Regions from separate parts of the Mus musculus genome. Here region 1 is linked to region 2. A link is a loop called in an ENCODE intact Hi-C map of the cell type or tissue named here. Cell type or tissue: gastrocnemius. All regions are shown on one strand. Links, peaks and the distances in the headings refer to the core of each region. The heading gives the core; the rest is flanking DNA. Region 1 overlaps Ambra1 (autophagy/beclin 1 regulator 1). Region 2 holds the start of Chrm4 (cholinergic receptor, muscarinic 4).

Evidence for each region. Hi-C counts contacts between places; a loop is a spot of excess contacts. Peaks named below come from ENCODE experiments on the same cell type or tissue, not always from the same donor. Only the 100,000 strongest peaks of a DNase experiment are listed, where the experiment ranks them.
Region 1: a loop joins it to region 2, with 1.9 times the contacts of the local background. A loop is called at or near these places in 2 of 42 quality-filtered maps.

What each region holds. Positions count from the first base shown.
Region 1 is chr2:91,868,677-91,874,048 of GRCm38, forward strand. All of the region lies in intron 11 of Ambra1 (autophagy/beclin 1 regulator 1), which reads left to right. Among named protein-coding and RNA genes, the nearest start is that of Chrm4, 51 kb to the right of the region's middle. In gastrocnemius, for the core only: no CTCF peak of the experiment used is centred there; a DNase peak (open chromatin) is centred at 2,166; H3K4me3 peaks cover 365 bases; H3K27ac peaks cover 801 bases.
Region 2 is chr2:91,920,841-91,926,212 of GRCm38, forward strand. Chrm4 (cholinergic receptor, muscarinic 4) reads left to right here and starts at 1,349. Exons shown (of 2, transcript NM_007699.2): 1 at 1,349-1,503. In gastrocnemius, for the core only: CTCF peaks have their summits at 1,030 (motif pointing right) and 3,390 (motif pointing left); DNase peaks (open chromatin) are centred at 527, 1,133, 2,402 and 3,391; H3K4me3 peaks cover 2,822 bases.

The sequences.
Region 1 (5,372 bases), core at 147-5,146, 52 kb before region 2:
GGCATCTGGAAGAGTCCTGAGCAGAGAGAGAAATAGTAGCTAGGGTAAGAGAAGCCTGAGAGCTGGAGGGAGTCTAGGTTGGGGAGGATATGAGAACGACTGGGAGGCTAGCATGGACTTGGAAGTGTATAAGGATACTTGTGATTCTGAAGGAGTCTGAAGGCCAATATGCACTTTGGTTTGCTGATAGACACCATAAGTAGCCATATGCCCCTTCTGCCAGAGGTAGGGGAATTGACTTTATAAGGGGACTAGCTTATTAAGTTCCTGAGGAGTCTTTTATTTAACACTCAGAAATCCTCCTATAGTACAGGTTGAGCTCATTCTGGATATTTTGACTTTTTTTTTTTTTGCTTTTTCGAGTCAGGGTCTCTCTGTGTAGCCCTGGCTGTCCTGGAACTCACTCTGTAGACCAGGCTGGCCTCGAACTCAGAAATCCGCCTGCCTCTGCCTCCCAAGTGCTGGATTAAAGGCATGCGCCACCACCGCCCGGCTGATATTTTGACTTCTTATTGGAGGATGGAGAAATAGAATTTCCTTTGGGCCTGACACCTTACATTATCAATGTCACAGTCAATTTGAGTCCCTTTAGCAGAAGATATTCTAAGAGCAATACTTTCTTGGTTTGGTTTGGTTGGTTTGGATGTGGTCTTACTATAGAGACATACTGACCTGGAATAGGAATAATAATATATACTATTATTATATATTTTGCCCTCCCAGTTGCTTTAATTATAGGCATATGTGACCATGACCAGCCCAAATAGATCTAAAGTTACTTTTCTTGGAATTACAGTGTAGCTGGCATAAAGCTTACCACCTAGGGATGGCTTTTATCAATAGGAACATTTGGTGATATCTGGAGAAATTTTCTTTGGTTGTCACAGTGTTCATGGGTAGAAGCCAGAGATGCTTCCAAATGTTTTCCAATACACAAGCCTCTTCATTGTTCTTTGATAAATGATCTGATTTGGAATATCAGTAAGTTTGGCAGTTAAATGCTGAATCTAGGGCTAGAGAAATGACTCAGCAGTGATGAGTACTGGCTGCTCTTCCAGAGGCCCCAGATTCAGTTCCCTGCACCTTACATGGCAACTCAGAACTCTATATCCAATGTACCTAACTCCACTTTCTGACCTCTGCTGGCACCAGACACACATAGAGTGTGCATAAATATTCTAAGGCAAATATGCATACACATAAAGTAAAAACAGATGCATTTTTGTGGGTTTTAAAAGGTGTTTTTGTTTTTGAGGCATGGTCTTTTTTTCTATGTAGTCTCAACTGTCCTGGAATTTGCTATGTAGATCAAGCTGGCCTGAAACTCAGAGATCTGCATGTCTCAGCCTTCCAAGTCCTAGGATTAAAGGCATTCTACCACTACACCTAGCAAAAATAATTTTTTAAATAAAAAATATAGCCAGGAGTGGTGGCACATGTCTTTAATTCTAGCACTCAGGAGGCAGAGGCAGGTGGATCTCTGTGATTTTTGGAGGCCATCCTAGTCAGCAGGGTGAGTTCCAGGACAGCCAGAGCTACACAGTGAGACCTTGTCTCTAAAATACATAAGCCAACAAACAAACAAATAATATTTTACGAAATTAATACTGAGATGGGTAGTGGTGACGCACGCCTTTAATCCCGGCACTTGGGAGGCAGAGGCAGGTGGATTTCTGAGTTTGAGGCCAGCCTGGACTACAGAGTGAGTTCCAGGACAGCCGAGGCTATACAGAAAAACCCTGTCTCGAAAAACAAACAAACAAACAAAACAAAACAAAACAAAAAAGAAATTAATACTGAGTCTAGTTTACTACATATGAAAATATTTAAGCATTAGAAATCATTTAGCCTTGGGCTGGTGAGATGGCTCAGTGGGTAAGAGCACCCGACTGCTCTTCCGAAGGTCCAGAGTTCAAATCCCAGCAACCACATGGTGGCTCACAACCATCTGTAACAAGATCTGACGCCCTCTTCTGGAGTGTCTGAAGACAGCTACAGTGTACTTATATATAATAAATAAATAAATCTTTAAAAAAAAAAAAGAAATCATTTAGCCGTCAAGATTTGCTTCTAAGGCTGAATGCCACCTCTATCCATGGCTCAGTCCATTAACTAACTGGCTCTGGCACATTGCCTGCACCTTGAGCCAAAGCTGCTAAGTGGTGGGTGGGTTTTTTGGGTTTGTTTTTTTAAACAGGACAATGCTTTTTCTTCCTGATGTTTCCAAGAGACAGGCGCAGTTGGCCAGCAGCTCTCGTGCAAGAGAGCCTGGTGACGATACTTGAATCTGTTGCTGGCATCTTTCACTCCCTAATCTGTGTTTACACGGCACTGAAAATTGACTCTCTGATGCCAAGCTCTGTTTCTGTGCAGTACTCCTGCACGGTTGGCAGAGATCCCCTCCCTAGTCTCTTCACAGTACCACCCTACACGTGTATTTATTGCACAGCTGTTTTCAGAAGCGTACGCTGTACAGGATGTCTCTGGAGTTGGGGCTAGAGCTGAAATCATTTTGTTCCCAGTTACAAAGCCAGCATGTGCATTTCTGAACCTTTTCCCTGGTTGTAGATTTAATCTTCTGCTTGAGAAAATAGTTGTTTCTTTAATCTCTCTTAGCAACTAACATTTAGTTCATCATACGTGAAGAAAGCCAATTTACTTCTTTGTGTTTGGGGTTAGAGATATGCTTTTCTAGTAAGTTAGAAGAAATGGTAAGGAGCTAAAGCAGTCTGAGACTGGCTGTTAAAGGAGATGTCAGTGATCTAGATAATAGAAGTGAAAGCCTGGGGAATAATTTGGAAGCTCAGTGGAATGAAGCCTCTATCAAAATGAAAAGTGATTCCTTCCAGGGAAGTGGTAGATCTTCTAACTAAAATGGTTTGCATTATTAATGAGGCCAAGAAAATCTGAGCCTGATTCTTTTTAAGAAATTTTTGGGCTGGAGAATGGCTCAGCAAGGCTAGGCTGACAACCAAAAATTAAAAAAAAAAAAAAAAATCCTGCAGGCTTTGATAGTGTGAAATTCTAGAGTCATAAAACCCACTAAAATCTTTCAGAAAGGAAAAGAAAAGAAGGAAATTCCTACAGACAGCAGAGCCTCTTTCTTGACCTAATAATCAGCAAAATTCTCACATCAGATTTTTTTTTTATTGAAAATAGATTTTCCCCCCTTATAATAGATTCTGATTATGGTTCCCTTCTCCCAGTTCCTCCTGGATCCACCCCATCTCCCTAAATTTGTATACCCTTTCTCTCTCTATTAGAAAAAGACATCCAAAACAAAATGAAAACAAACCAGAATAGGGCAAAACAAACATGGGAGAGGGGCAACAAAGAATGTGTACATAGAGATGTTAAAGACACATCACATTCACATATACAGAAATTTCATGGAAACACACAACTGTAGACAATAATACACAAGAAAAAGACCTCTAAGGCAGAAAACCCCAACCCCACACTGAAGAAACCAAAATAGCATTAAATTTGTTTTGTGTTGACCATGTACTGCTGGGCATAGGCCTGCCCTTTAGTGTAGTTTTTACACCCAGTGAGACTCCTTTGGAGAAAACTGTTTTTTGAGATGGGAGCTCATCTCTCAGTGCTGGAACCCATCTGACTTAGACCTGTGGGGCGCTCTACGTGCTGTCACAGACTGAGACCTGACTTAGACCTGTGGGGCGCTCTACGTGCTGTCACAGACTGAGGCCTTTTGTGCATTAGGCCTGTTTTGTCTAGAAGGCCTTTTTGCTTTGTGCCTTCCATCTCCACTGACTCTTAGAAAATGTCTACTTGTTCTTCCACAGAGTTCTCTGAACCTGGGGGGAAGGATTTGATAGGAACATCCCATTTAGAATTGAATGTTCCAAGGTTTCTCCCTCTGCACACTGTCCAGTTGTGGGTCTCTGTATTTGTTCCCATTTACTGCAGGAGGAAGCTTCTCTGATGATGGCTGAGCAAGGCACTGATCTATGGATCTAACAGAATGTTGTTGAGAATCATTTTATTGCCATGTTCCCTTTAACAGAACAGTAGTGCTTGGTTTTTCCCTAGGTCTGTGGCTGTTTCATCTCAGGTTCTTGGCCAGGCAAGCAGTGTTGGGCCCTGTCTCATGGAGTGGTCCTTAAATTCACAGCAGGTCACCATTGTAGATAGAAGGCTTTGAAGCTGCATTGGTGTGTTTGCCTTTCTCCTCTAGTAGTGCGCAGAGGACCCTTCAGTACTATGGACACTGCTCAGTAGGGGCGAAGGCTCCAGGTAGGCACCAGCTCGACTTCTCTGTATTCAGTGAATTATGTAGGTGTCAGTTTCAACAGTAGAACCTTATCATCAGTTTGTGGAGAGCAACCAATTCTTTTAGCAATAGCCTGGGTTATTTAGCCTTCCATTGGGCCCCTTTCACCAACAGCTTGATTAGATGTGACTCATTCCCAGCACTGGAGGTTTCATTTGGTGGCTGGATATGTCTACTTGGGTCTTTGTCTCTTTGTTATTTGCTGATTCCATTTTATATATGCATATATTTTAAGAAACTTCATCTGAATTAGATTTCCACATGGCCCCTCAAATGGTCCTTAGTTTTACCTACCCCGCCCTGTATCCCCCCTCTAACCTATACTCAAGATTTTTTTTTACATTTCTTTGACTCTGTGTGTGTGTGTGTGTGTGTGTGTGTGTGTGCGCGCGCGCGCGCACGCGCACGCATGTGCTTGTGCATGCACATACTACAGGTCAGAGGACAACTTGTGGGGGTCAGTTCTCTCCTTTACTGTGTGGGTCTAAAAGATCAAACTCAAGTCTTTGGCCTTGGCAGCCAGTGGCTTGCCTAGTGAACCATTTCACCAGTTCCCAGATACAATTATAGAAGGAGAATTTTCTGTGTTAAAGGAAGGTAGATAATGCACCTCATATGAGTGGTCATATGTAGCATGGAGCCATCTGGTTTGACGTCAGTGGCCACATTGATAACACCTGCAAATGCTGGTTTCTAACGCTTTTGAGTACATCACACTTGTTTGATACTGTGTTTGATTTTTGTAAGACTTTAAAACTATTTAAGACTATCAGTTTATTTACAATAGTATTTTTCGACTTGTTTGTTTGTTTGTTTGTTTTTTGATAGAGGGTTTCTTTGTATAGCCCTGGCTGTCTTGGAACTCACTTTGTAGACCAGGCTGGCCTCGAACTCAGAAATCCGCCTGCCTCTGTCTGCCTCCTGAGTTCTGGGATTAAAGGTGTGCGCTACCACGCCCGGCGCTATTTTTTGACTTTTATTTAACTATCCTTCTCCCAAGACATTTCTTTTCATTCTCCCTCCCATGGACACACTTATACATGGTGTGTGTCCATATATTCTGGCATTGAGAAGGAGA
Region 2 (5,372 bases), core at 324-5,323:
CCTCTCCTCTCCTGTGAAGTGGGGGCAAGAACAATAGCACTTCCTTCATTTTTTCCTTCAGAGGATCATGGAAGACCAAAGCGCCCATGGGAGGGAAGATGGCTTCTCACACTAGCCTGCCCTCAACTTTGTCCAATGTTGACGTCCCTCTCTTCAGCATGGAGAAACCTGAACCAGGAGCCTTCTCTCACGGACTCTAGCTCAAGTCTCCACTCATTCATTCTCTGTTCCTAACTCCTCTGTCGTTACAAAGCTATCCCTACCACTACCACTGTCCCCAGGAGCCCCTACCAGCCCTTGCAGGAGAGTAGAGGAGAGCTGAGACTCAGGTGGTTTTTCCAAGAAGTCAGCCGGCTTAAAGTTAATTGGCTGTTGACACTCAAGAAGCTTTGTGGGTGACCGGTACTCAGGACCCCGGGCGCGAAGGGGTGCATTCAACCCTGGCTGGCGGGTGCTTGATCTGAGCAACTGGCCTTCGCACCAAGGACGTGTGGGGCTGTCCGAGGTGCTGAACCTGCCTACTTTGGGCCTTAGCCTAGTACTGTTGCGGGAGGTCTAGGAGACTGGACTTTCCTTCATGGCCTGTTCTGTCCCAGGTGACCTTGGGCACCTGGCTTCCCCACATAGGCAGCGATGAACTCATTCGCGGCTGGATAGGAGACTCGTGCCATCTTCAGTCTCACAGCTAATGCGCGTCCCTTCCCGGGCGTGGAGAGTGACAAGATCTTTAGCCAGGGTAGATGCTCGCCTGTCCAGTCTCACCTGCTCTTCCCCAGGCCCCGACGGCTGCAGTCTTTTGGCTGTCCAGCGGCTATCAGGCAGCGCTCTGTCCCGACAGAAGCACGTTGCTAGATCTGCCCCGCCGCACACCAGGGGCCTGTTGGGGCCAAACCCTCAAGACCAGGATTTAACCTCAGGCGGAACGACGAAGGGGCTACAAGCCGTGGAGAGGTTCGAAAACACTTCGGTGTCCAGAGTGCGTGGTTAGGGCGGAGGCGGGGCTCATAGCCAAGCTTGGCCGCCTGGTTCTTCCCCAGCCCGCGAGGGGGCGCCTAGTCCCCATGACAACGCGGACAGCCCCCACCCCACCCCCCGGAGGGCAGAGCCGGAGGCTAATCCTCCCTGGCGACTGTGGGCGGTGCCCTCGGTGCTGGAGTCCGGAGTTGCGGGCCATCTCCCGGGAAGGGTGTGAGCATCAAGGGTGCCTGACACTCCAGGTGGTGACCCCCGCGCGTCGCCGCTGGGTGACCGGCCCCGGGCGGGCGGTGCGTCCCCACCACGATTGGCTGCTTCCCTGTGACATCACGCGGCTCGGAGAAAAGTGCGAGCGTGAGCGCGAGTCGGAGCCACAGCGCCGGGAGCTGCAGGCGAAGCAGGGGCCGCCCCTTGGCACCCTGTCCCCGCCCCCGGCCCCCGGCCCAGTCGCCCACCCCACCGACTCGCAGGGCCTCTGGCTAGTTCCGCCGTCTGTCCGGCGCCAGCGGAGCAAGACAGAAGCAGCGGGTGAGTAACTCCGCGGAATCGCGGGGGCGGGGGGCTTCTATGCAAGATGAGGATGTAGGGTTCTGGGACCCCCTGAAGGTCTCCAGAGGTGGGTCGGGCTGGAACAGGGCCCCAGACCCCTTTGAAAGGCAAGCGCGGTGCGGAAGGGGCGGAGAGCTCAGAGATGGGGCACCCCTCTGGAAGAAGGACCCCAGGTCTCTAAAAGGTTTCTCTAGGTGAACCTCTAGGGATTGGTGATCATTGAGAAGGCTAGGGGAGGAATAGTCCCAGCCCACAGCCCAACCCCGAAGCAGAGCAGCCGTCGGGTCAGGACCCACACTCCCTCACTCCCTCCCGTTGGCTCTTCTTCAAGGCGCCGGAAGATGAAGCCCCAAAGCGCCCGTTTCCCGCCCGTCTCCCTGCCCTCCGTTCCCACCTTGGCCCACCGGGAGCCTCCAGTACGCTCTAGCCCGTTGGAGTCCTCTGTCCGCGACCTTGAGCCCCGACGGAAAACACCCCTGTTCTCTCCTGTTTCCCTTCCCCCTCTCCAGGAGTACCCTCTCTTTTACTCATCCGGGGAGATACATCTCCCAGCCCTCCACCCTCCCAGCTCTTAGAGGAAGTGTTAGGCACAATGATTTGGCCCAATATCCAGCACCCCTCTCTCTTCCCCTAAAGTACAGAGGCTTCTCTCCGCCTCAGGAACAGTCCTGGGGGCCATAGCTTTCCTGAAGTGATCACTTAATAATCGAAAATCTACCCCACGGGCGCCCAGAGCACCCTTTCCCGACTTGTCCCCAGCAGGGGTAGGGGCTCGAGAACCCGCGGAAGCACATTGCCCACGCCCAGAGACTACAGGAACTGCGTGCCTGGGGGTTGATGGGAGGGCGGGGCATCGGAGAACCTTGGCCCTTTCGACCAGGACCCAGACGTGATGGAGCCGGGAGATGGGCCCAAGGGTAAGCCCCGAGATTGTCTTTGAGATAGACCTGAGCCCACAGCTTGGGAACTCGGTGCCTATTTTGACTGACAGGACTAGACAGGGCCTCTCCAGGGGTTGCGGGTTGAAGAGTGAAGAACAATTTTACCCTCCTGACCCAGGCCTCGACTGGGCTCCCCGTTTGGAGGCTCTACCCCTGCCCTCAATGCGTAGGGCACATCAAACTGAGCTCGGTGACCCTCACGGCTCGACGACTATCGCAGAGGCTTCTCGACAGAAGTCAGCCCACTGCTGGGACTGCACGCTCTCCATTCTTGACGATGCAGTTAGGACCAGGTGCCTGGGGCCACTAAGATAATGGTTCCAAAGTCAGGGTTTCTTCGCAGCCCAAATTTTGCTCCTTTCTCAACCCTTTCCCCACCCACAGACCGGGCGCTTGCCGGTGGTTCCCGCCATGGGAACTGGTCATTCGCTGATAGTCCAGCATTTGCTCCCGCACACAAATTCGCGGTTACGGCCACCCAAGCTCTATGGCCAGACACGCACACACATGCACACGCACGTGTCCACATGGCGCTGGTATGCTCACACGTTCAAAGGCGCACCGGTATCCAGGCGTGGCGGGGCGCACACTGGCACATGCAAACAGCTACTAGTGTCTACTCGAGCTCCCGAGTAGTCACACACAAACACAACTCGCACTCGTTTTCCCACCTACACGTTCCTTGATGGGTGCCTTGCGGGGTGCGGGTGGAATCCCGACGCCCTAAAGTTTTTCATCCTCGAAACCCTGGCCGAACCTAAGGGACCTTTGTGGCAACCTGGGACCACGGAGACAGGCAGTATCTCCCTCCCTTTGCTCCTTTGTGGGAGAAGCCCTGCCCTGACGCTTTTCTGTATTTGCGGTTTACTCTGGGACTTGACGTGGTGAACCTCCGGCTCGGGGTCCGGAGCTGGCACCGGGGACCGACATTGCCATCTAGCGGTGCTCACAGGCCAGGGTGATGGCTGCTTGCCTTCTCGGATTCTAGATGGGCGGGATTTGGGGGGGGGGGGGAGGCAGAGAATTGTGCCTGAAGGTGCTGTGGTCTGAACATCTGAGAGACTATCAGAGAAGTCTAGAAAGAAAACTGGGACCAAGTTGAGAAAACTGAATTTACCCAGTCTGCATCTGTCGGGGCTCCGGGAAGACCAAACCACCCACCATTCATCTGGTCATTTACTTGTCAAGGCTGTTTCTTGGTCCCAGGAGGACAAAAGGTCAAACCCAAGTGAGGGAACTGGAATATGAGGGTTCCACATCTAAGATGCATCTTGGGGGGCTTCTATCCTGTGTGGTTTGGGGAATATCTTGGAGATAAAGTGTCGCAGACCCTCCCCTTCTTACGAATGGATGACTTTGATCAGGTTCATTATCACGATGCCCTTCGGTAAGAGGACTTTTATGTCTGTAAGAGGAGGTTACCAATAGTACTTACCTTGTCTGGGTGCTATAGGCAGTAAACTTTGAGGGGCTTCTGACTCAATAAACAAGAGAGATTGTATTTTTCCTAGCTCACACATCTTGCCCCCCACCTCCCCACCTTCATCTTCTTATCCTGCTGGCTGCTGGCTGTGCTCTGGTCCTGAGAGACTAAAGTGAAGGTTTCCTTGGTGCATGCTAATGGCTCCCCTACTGCCTCGTCCCTGTCCCTGCCAGTGGGTATTTGGGGTGGGGTGAGGTAGGGAGAACAGCCTCTATGCTTGATGCTACCCTCCAAGCATCTGATGCTTAAGGCCCCATTTTGGAGCTGAATACCACTGTGGAGTCCCTTGAAAGAACTGATCTGTCTTTTGCCCTTGACTCCTTGGGTGACCTTGGAGTGTCACTACCCCACTTCCTCCTGTCTTCCTTTGACCAGTGGATTTAACTTTGAAGCCAGAAGGCAATCTCTTGTATCTCTTGTGTTGGAGCTGGAGAGCTTGGCCCAAGCTTGGCTGGTGCCATTTCCAGTTGGAGAGCAAGCTGAGGTGCTAAGGGGGTCCCCTGGCTGTTCAAAGGCCATAGTGGGACAAGATCCTCTATTTTGTAAATGACAGAACTAGTTCTCAGAGGGCAAATGGTTCTCCTCGGACTGTACAGCTAGACCTTGCTGGCCTACTATTGAACCCAAGCTGCAGACTTGGCGCCTGTTCCTCCACAGCTGGCTGCTGCACCCTCTCTTCCTCTTACACACACACACAGGCTCGCATGCACGCGCGTGCACGCACACACACACAGATGCACACACAGACGCACAGGACTGCGTATACGACCTGCGTGTGGCTGAGATGGTGCCTTTGTGCGTATGTGGAATGCTTGTGTGTTGGCGGGTGTGAAGGAGGCTGGGCTGAGCGGCTGCCCTGGCACAGCGTGCTGGGCGTGGGCCTCCCTCACATGTATGGAAGAGGAAGGGGAGGAGGAGAGATGAAGGGAGCCTGGTGGGAGGGAAGGCAAACTCTGGGGAGGGGCTCTGTAGGACTTTAGCTGGGTCATCCTCTGTGTGGGATGTGAACTCTTAGGCTGGCTCCGGGGTAATTCCCTCATCTTTTGGCTCCACGAGGGAGCTTGTCCTTAGTTCTTGGGAAATCAAATAGACCCTTCTTCAGCTGCTGTGTCTTTCAGGCTTCTGATTTCTTTGCTGGGGATCTAACAGCCCCCACTCTGTCCATTCTTCACCCCTGGGACTGGGCTGGGCAGGCGAAGCTGAACTTCCTGCGTCATCTCTCTAGTCCCTTTCCTATTCTTCCTCTTCCAGGTGTCCCAGCTCCCACCTCACCTCCTCTGGTCGCTAGCGTGACCTCCCTAGCCCTTAGAACCATCAGGTCCTGTGTCTTTCTTGACTGCTCTCCTTGCTCCCAAATGCACTGGAGCAGCCACAGGATGTCAAGGAAATGTGGAACCTTATTTAACACCTCTGAGCCTGTTTCC